Linked DNA regions of Homo sapiens: region 1 is linked to region 2. Evidence: chromatin contacts called from ENCODE Hi-C data. All regions are on one chromosome and are shown on one strand. The core of a region is the stretch at or near the end of the contact, and the rest is flanking DNA. Distances in the headings are between cores, read along the strand shown.

Region 1 (4,120 bases), core at 1,608-4,107, 1.2 Mb before region 2:
TAAGACAAAAAAAAATTTTGGGGCGTAACCACACAGTCTTCTAGTTCAACAAAATAAGAGAAATCCAAACATATATAATGACCATTGAAATGGCTAATACAAGATGCTTAAAGAACCACTCTAAAAAAATCGCTGGATTAAAAATGAAAAAAATGGTTAGTCATGAACTAGAGAGGGACAAAATGAACTAAGTTTAAACATCGACAAAACAACATGTTTTCACCAAAATAGGCAAAAATTTAGACAAGCCGAAATATGCAGTTTAAATATAATGAACCCTACAGATTCTGTAGGGTTAACCTCCCTAGCAGAGGCCTCAGTAACTCACACCTCAATTAGAATAGTGTCTAATGATGTTACTATAACACTGGCTCAATCAGAAAAAAACTGCTTCCAAGTGGGAGAGCTGGAGTGTGACTGGGCAGCATAAATTAGGTTAATTCTCGCTCCTTAATTTGCGGGGAGAAAGAAAAACTGAAGGGGAATACAGAAAAAGAATTCACACACAATCGCTCGACTAAAATGTAGCTTAAGAAAGTGAAGCAGAGGTTTTTAAAAGTAAGATTTGCTGCTTCCTAGTAGAGGGAGAATTGCTTCAAACAGCAAAGCTATCATAAAAGATCAATCATTCATGTAAAACTTATTCCAAAATATTTCAAAGTGACTTTCTCGGCACAAATTTTCATTAAGTCTGAAAAACAGATTTGCAGTTTGGTTTTTTCTAAACTCAAGATTTACAATGAAGGCAGTGACCTAAACAGAAACATACACTCCCACTTCAAAAATAAAAAAAACGAAGATGCAATACTTCTTTAAAACTCGCCCAAAAACCTGGAAAGCAAAGAAAAAGCCACTTCTATTAATAGAGTCACAAAATGTTATAACGACTTTTATCAAAAGAAGCTTTTAGTTTTAATTCCAACAACTTAAACCTACATAATTCACCATCGTCTTTAGACCTAAAGCTACTCCGAATTACAAATGCTTGGTCCATCTCTATTACATTTGTTCTGTAACAAACCCATTTAAGTAAACAAAATCATGACAGCATTATGGAAGAAACACTAATTTTAAAAACCGTATTTTTAAATGTTAATCATTTTACAGTTTGGAATATTATGTACTAATCATATCAGAACTTTCCAATATAGAGAGAGTAAGTCCTTAGCATTAAAAAAAAGTTACATTTTAGAACTTCCTAGATTTCAACTGAAATATATATTATCTAGTCTCTGCAGGGTATGGCAAAAGTAATTTATGAAATCCACCATAAAAATTATTCAAATGCCTTGTTCTAAATCTAATTACGAAATTACGCATTTTTTTTTTTTTGATACTAAATGGTTTTTGCCAGCAAAAAGGAGTGAACCTACTTCTTAAAACACCCGAGTAACCAAGCTGCTACTAAGACTAGAAGGATGCTAATTCTGGCAAAAGTCAAAGGTTACTAACAAAAATTAGCTAAGATTATATGTTTGCAGAAAGTCAATTCAGGGTAATTCCGCTATTATCCTGTTGTGTTTATTATTCCTAAATAACTGGCAATTCCACCTTAAACTACGGTGCAAAAACTAAATGCATTAAGAAACTAATTGGGAAATAAATGTGTTTTTTTAAATAAAAACAAACGTACTTAGGTTTTTGAAGGGAAACAGCTATCAATCTTCAACAGGGCTTTTTAAAGCCTCTGCACCAGCAAATAAACCTTTCAGGTTAACTAAACACACTTGTGTCTTTGAAAATCTAGTTTGAGAAATCCTAACAGCAGTTTGGGACAAGTGATGGAGCCACCGCCCTCCACCCTACACCAATTTCACTGTCAGTACATGCAGTGCTAACAGTAAGATCAGCTGTGTCTTTTATTAGGAAGCATGTTTTATTGGGGGCAAGGAGGGGTTCAGTTAGGTGCTAAGAATGTGTCCTGCATACCGCTGTCACTCTCAGTACTCAAAAAGTAAACATATCAAAGCCAGAAGCGTAAACTGGCATGACAAGACTAGGAAGAGAAAGTAGGGGACAAAGACAAAACAGAAATTGGCTGGAGAAAATAAATTTAGACAAACAATTTACAACTTTCACTTAGACCCTAAGGCAACACATTCCAGCCGACCCAACGCGCTCAGCCGGGGCGACCGTGAAACTACTGAGAACAACAAAGAGGAGCGGCGGCCGCGGCAGGAGTCCCGTCCGAGTTTAACTTGATTCTCCCACGAGCTGCAAGCGGAGCTGGGGGCCCGAGGGACGCGAGGCACCGCCGCCCGGCATTCAGCCGGCCCGCCCGGCCCGGCTCGTCAGGCCGCCGCGGTCGCCCTCCCAGAGGATTCCGCGCGCTCCCAGCCGCCGCCGCCGCCGCCGCCGTCGTCGGGAGCCCGCCCCGGGGCGGGGAAGCCACAGGCGGGGTGCGCGGGCCCGGCCGGGGGAAGGGGAGGGGACATGGCGCGGTTACCTGGGCTCGGGCGGTGGCGAGGGGAGTCCGCTCTCCCGCGCTGCTGGTCCGCGGACGCACCGGGCCCGTAGCTTTCCCCGGCGGCCCGGAGAGCTCCTCGGCCCCCGCCCCGAGGCGTCCCGGCCAGGCCGCCCCTCCTCAGCGCCGCGCCGCTGCCCGCGCGGGCCGGACCGCCTCGAGCTCCCGGGCCGCCCTGCGGCGGGGGGCCTCTCTCGCTGGGCGCCTGGCTCCCCTCACCCGCTCCCACCCCCTGGGCGGCCGCGGAGCCTAGGGGAGAGCAGGAAGGGCCTCCCGAGGAGAGCGGGAAGGCGCGAACGCAGGCTCCGCCACCCAAACCGCTCCGTTACCGCAGCGGCGACGACGACCAGGGCCGTGTTGTTGCTGCCAACTTGTCGAGAAGCCACTGAGCATGCGCGCGCGGGGACCACATCCGGGTAATTTCAGGGTTTGGCCCTTTTCCCCCGCAGCTTTCCTTTCTCCCGGCTGCCCCCGCCTCCCGCTCCGAGTGACGGGGAGGGTCGCTCTGCGCAGGCGCCTACAGGGCAGCGCCAGCCGGCGGGCGGCTCTGAATCTGGACCTGGGCCTGGGCCTCAGCGCGGGCGGAGGCGAAGGCCTGTTTGAGGGAGTGGTCGCCGGGGAAATTGGCATCTCGTTGCAAAAAAGTATCCAAGGAGCGCGGGAGAGCTCGGCGTAGAGTGGGCGTCCAGTAAGTGTTTATAAATAGCTATTAGCCCGGCCTTTGTTGTTTTTTTGTTTTGTTCTGTGTTGAGGACCTGCGTAGGCACAAAAATTGGCCTTCAACAGCCAGTCGACAGCTCTGGGGAGAAGGTGGCTAGGTTGTAGGAGTTCACTTCGGGAAGAAACAGACGCTGGCGGCACCTTCCTTCTCTTTCTGGCAGCCCCGAATCACGAGCCCCAGAGGTGTTTACACTCGAGAGACGCACAGGACAGTCAAGGAATCACATATTGAAGAGCCTTGCCAGGCGTTGCAAGTGTGAGTGGATTTTGTTGGAAGAGATGTAGGCGCACTCTCGGAGCTGGAGGCGAACTTCGAATCCTACGACACACCTGTTAACTAGGTTACCTGTTTGTTTGGTGGGGGAAGGCATAGGCTCTGCTTTTGACTTTATGCCTCTTTTATTTCACATTTTTTACAAGACGCATGCATTTCTTTTTCATTTAAAACGCATTAATGATTTATTTTCACCAACCAGGAACTACTTTTAGTCCCTCCAAAACCAATGATTAGCCAGTTCTAAAGTCATTTCTTAGGTCACGTCGCCCAGAAAATCTCTACACCCACCGTACGCCTTCGCCACTCATACTCAGTGCTTCATTCTATCCTCCACATCACCGCCTGGGCCATTCCCTCTTTGACCAGAAAGCCCCTAAAGCTCCAAACTGGTGTTCTCTTACCCCTGGGGTTTATGGAGACCAGTTTTAAGGGAATTCATTTCCACATCTTCCATTGCTATATATTCTATTTTCTAAACTTGCCCAGCTTGAGAAAGGAGCTGAGGACACAGCATCCCCTTTCAAAACTGTCCTCCCACCTTACAGAAGAAAGTCAAAATTCTCACCCACTACTAAGGTGCATGGGATCAATGCAGAACCTCCCCAGCAATCCAAAAGGGACAATTCAAAAATCGGTATCTATGCTGAGAAAGTAAATGA
Region 2 (4,214 bases), core at 1,105-3,604:
CATTTGGATTCCCCAGTTGGTAATATTTGGCCATATTTGCTTTATCTTTCTCTGCCAGTGTATAGTCATGCACTATCTTTCCTATGTTTAGATGCACAAATGCTTACTACTTGCTACAACTGCCTACAGTGTTCAGTAGAGTAAAATGCTATACAGGTTTGTAGCCTAGGAGCAATAGGCTGTACCATATAGCCTAGGTGTGTAGTAGGCTCTACCATTGAGGTTTGTGTAAGTGAAATCTATGATGTTCACACAATGACGAAATCGCCTAATAGCACATCGTTCAGGATGGATTCTCGTGGTTAAGCAACACATAACTGTATATATATAAATGCATTTTTTCCAGTCATCTGCAAGCTCATGATTCTTCACCCCCATATATTTCAGTATGTATTTCCTTAGAACAAAGGACAATCTTCTACATAACTACAATATAATTATCATGATCAGGAAACTTAATGTCAATATTACCATGTCATCTATAATTTATATGTTTCTCCAGTTGTCCCAATACTGTCTTTTAGAGTATTTTTTTAACCCAGGTTTTAATTAAGGATCTCATACAATATGTGTCACATATCTAGTCTCCTTTAATGTGATACTATTCCTATTTTAGCCATTTTTTGTTTTTCACCACACTGATGTTTTTAAAGAGTTCAGGTCAGTTGTTCTGTGGAATGTACCTCCATGTGGATTTGTCTCATTGTTTCCTTATAATTAGATTCAGGCCAGATGTTTTCAGCAGAAATTCTACGCAAGTGAGATTGTGTTGTCGCTGTAGCAAGGGGAGCGCATGACGTCAGTCTGTCCCTTTATTGGTGATGGGACACCATTACTTCATAATTTGGTGAAGTAATACCCGCAAGATTTATCCATTGTAAAGGTACCCTTTCCTCTTCATGAGACTTGGAGACTATGTCAATATTCTCTCATATATTTACGTGTTTTAATATATGTAAACCTTTCACTGAATGGTGTTAGAATCCACTCATTAGTGACATTTCCAATTAGAGAAAACACAGTACATCTATAAAGACCTACTGATGGTGATCTGCAGTGGGAAGTTGTGATACTTAACCTTTCTTAAATATGTAGAGGCAAACTGAATAGAAAACTGTGTACAAAAATGAACACTCTATACATGAGCATTTTTTTTTTTTTTTTTTTTGAGACGGAGTCTTGCTCTGTCACCCAGGCTGGAGTGCAGTGGCACGATCTCGGCTCACTGCAAGCTCCGCCTCCCAGGTTCACACCATTCTCCTGCCTCAGCCTCCCCAGCAGCTGGGACTACAGGCGCCCGCCACCACGCCCAGCTAATTTTTTTGTATTTTTAGTAGAGATGAGGTTTCACCGTGTTAGCCAGGATGGTCTCGATCTCCTGACCTCGTGATCCGCCCACCTCGGCCTCCCAAAGTGCTGGGATTACAGGCGTGAGCCACGGCGCCCGGCCTATACATGAGCATTTGTGAAGCTTGTCTAAGATTTGTACATTTGATTGCGTGGATATTTTGCCTTAAAAAGAACTGTAAATGAATAATGTGTGCTGATGTGTTCATGGGTGTAGAGTACTAAGGTCTGCATTAAAAAGATAAGATGGTTTGATGGAAGAACAGGTGGATAGCAATATAGCAAAATGTTAACAATTGGGTCGATATGTGTCCACTGTACAAGTCTTCCCACTTTTCTGTAAGTTTGTAAGTTTTCATAATACAAATTTGGATTTAAAAACACCCCAACATTGCAAGAGTGTCACCAAAGTGTTTGAAAAGCAGGATTCTAGGGGGGGCATTCGCTGACGACTCAGAGAAACCGTCCATGCCACCCACCACCCCTACGCACTCAAAAGAAGCCCTCGCTAGGCAGCCCGGCCCTCCGAGCCCTGGTATCGAGGGGCTCTCCGCCTCTCCCCTGCCGCGGCCGCCTCCTGCTTGCCCGGCCTCAGTCTGTTCTCAGAACATACTCCATCACCTGGTTCCCAGAACTCAGATTGCGCAGTGGTCTCGTCATCATCGGCCAGGACTCACAGTGCCCGCGGCAGAGGCCTCCCTAGACCTCCCTCCCGTCCAGCCTCACCCGCTGCCTACTCTCCTCACGCCCCTGCTCCAGGTCCCCTGGCCCCATTTCGCTCGCCACGTTTTCATAATCCTCTCAGGCTCCGGGCAAGCGGCGCCGCCCGCAATGGGACCTGATCATATAAGGAAAATACTGCGGGCTCATCCGGGGGCTGCAATGGGGACCCGAAAGCGCCCTAGCCTACTACAATCACCGCACCCCAACTGCCGCCCACCTCTCTGCCCTGCCCCCAGTACAGTACCCAAAACCGGTCCGGGTCCAGCTCGGCGGCCCAAGCCTCTGCCCAGCGGACTGCGCACCCGCCCGCCCCAGCCAATCCCGCCGCCGCCGCCGCGCCCCGCCCACAGGACGTTCGGTCCCGCCCCCAGCTGGCGGCCGCGGCCGCCCGCGCGCCAAGTTCCTCAGCCCTTGGCTCCTGCCCAGTGTTTAGGGTGTTGGCGGAGACAAAGGGGAAGAGTCATCGCCTGTCGGGGCTAGGATATGATGGGTGAGAGGTGTCAAACCAAATTCTCTCGGTTTGGAAACGGAGAAAATCTAAAAATGAGGATGTGAGGAAAGAGTCCGCTCTCAAGGCGCGTTGTGGTCTATCCGAGCCCCGTCCCCTGGGCTCCCTCGGGCTGGGGTGAGGCGGGCAGCGCTACGCGTGGGGTAGGACCATCTTACGCTGGGACCCCGCCAAGGAGCCCCAGGAAGTAGGTGAAAGGGCAGGGGCGTGGCTCTCGGGGCGCCACCCACGCTCTTGAAATCTGGGTGATTGCGAGCGGCCGCTCAGCGTCCCCCACACCACAGACCCGCGCCGCCGACGACCCAGCAGCCGCCATGGCTCTGCTCCGAGGTGAGCGCAGCCCCCTCCTCCTCTCCTCGCCCCTCGGGGTCCTGCCCTCCCCAGGCCAGGCCTCCGCTTCCGGCCGCCGCGGAGAGTCGGGGTCGTGGGGTGAAGTTCACTCAACCTCCTCGGTTTTGGAGCGGACGTGATAAAAACCCAGCCCGAAAGGCTTGTTTGGGTTAAGGAGAAAACCCTTACTTGTAAGGCGCTAGCGACAGCGATTTCGGTGCAATTTCCTGTTTAGTTGAGACCAAAGTTTGCTTGCATGTGACCTTGGAGGTCATTCCTTTCTTCGCCTAACAGTGACCCCACTAGTTCGAGTCCAAGTATTAGAAAAAATGGGGCGGCGCCATAGGCCGCGGGCGCCTGCTGCGGGGCAGCTGCGCACAGGAGCCCGCCGCTCGGCCTCGGTGGTCAGGGCTCCCCGGGTGAATCGATGGAGAGGCCTGCAGAAATGGTAGCTGGTGTTCTGCTGGAAGACCTGCCCTGCTCCCATTTCCCTTCTGTTGCTTTAGATTAGAGCGGTCACTCTATACCTAAGTTCTAGGGTTATGAACTTGTTTAAAACAACTGTGTAATAAACTCCCTTTTCAAAACAAGTGGGCACAGTCAATGGAATCTTACTTTAAGGATGTACGAGTCGAAGAACATTGAGGTGGAATACATATCGAGGCCCTGAGACAGGAAAAAGCTTGGCAGGATCTAAGAACCAAGCATTTTGGTGCTCCAGGGCCCTGTGGGCTCTGTAAGAAGGTGGGGTTTTGTTCCAAATTCAGTGGAAGGCAATACAGGGATTTAAAGCGGGGTAATGACAGGATCTGATTTCCACTCTGTCCGAATTTGGGGCGGTCTGTGTAATGGCGAAGAGACCATTTAAGGATCTATTGTAGAGGTCCAGGGAGCAGCAAATGATGGCTTTGACTCGTGTGGGGCAGTGTAATTGGGGAGAAAAGGGGAGGGATGAGTTGAGATAGATTTGGAGGTGGATTTGATAGAAAGTGGATTGGATGTGGTGGAGTAAATATAAGAAGGAAATGTCGAGAATGATGAAAAGTGTCTGGTTTGATGAACCGTGTTCATGATGATGCCACTTTACAGAGTGAGGAAAATTGGGAAAGGAATAGATGTGGAAAGAAGGATTGAGAATTCAGTTTTAGGCAGAAAACTTTTTGGTGCCTGTGAAGCAGCCAAGTGGAGATGCCAGCTAAGCATTGGTTAGGGGGATCTGAAAGTGAGAAGAACCAAAGTGGCATGGGAACAAATCAAGGGAAAAATCCGTATTCTGGGACCAAATGCAGTGTTTACAGTTTCCTGC

What was found. Hi-C counts contacts between places; a loop is a spot of excess contacts on that map. Pooled maps may share reads with other maps.
Region 1: a loop to region 2 is called in a map of naive thymus-derived CD4-positive, alpha-beta T cell, with 10 times the contacts of the local background. The contact joins the promoter of SMAD4 here to the promoter of SNHG22 in region 2. A Hi-C loop is called at or near these places in 1 of 168 maps with a recorded cell type or tissue (naive thymus-derived CD4-positive, alpha-beta T cell), 1 of 37 single-sample maps with no recorded cell type and 12 of 50 pooled maps.

What each region holds. Positions count from the first base shown.
Region 1 is chr18:51,028,950-51,033,069 of GRCh38, reverse strand. It overlaps SMAD4 (SMAD family member 4), which reads right to left and starts at 2,857. Exons shown (of 12, transcript NM_005359.6): 1 at 2,447-2,857. LOC107985152 (a long non-coding RNA gene) reads left to right here and starts at 2,976. Exons shown (of 4, transcript XR_007066370.1): 1 at 2,976-3,152. RefSeq lists a silencer at 2,243-2,822 and enhancers at 2,628-3,246, 3,103-3,272.
Region 2 is chr18:49,812,163-49,816,376 of GRCh38, reverse strand. It overlaps SNHG22 (small nucleolar RNA host gene 22), which reads right to left and starts at 2,354. Exons shown (of 4, transcript NR_117096.1): 1 at 2,315-2,354. It overlaps ACAA2 (acetyl-CoA acyltransferase 2), which reads left to right and starts at 2,844. Exons shown (of 10, transcript NM_006111.3): 1 at 2,844-2,908. The coding sequence starts at 2,893. It also overlaps SCARNA17. RefSeq lists silencers at 2,332-2,501, 2,744-3,038, 2,932-3,051.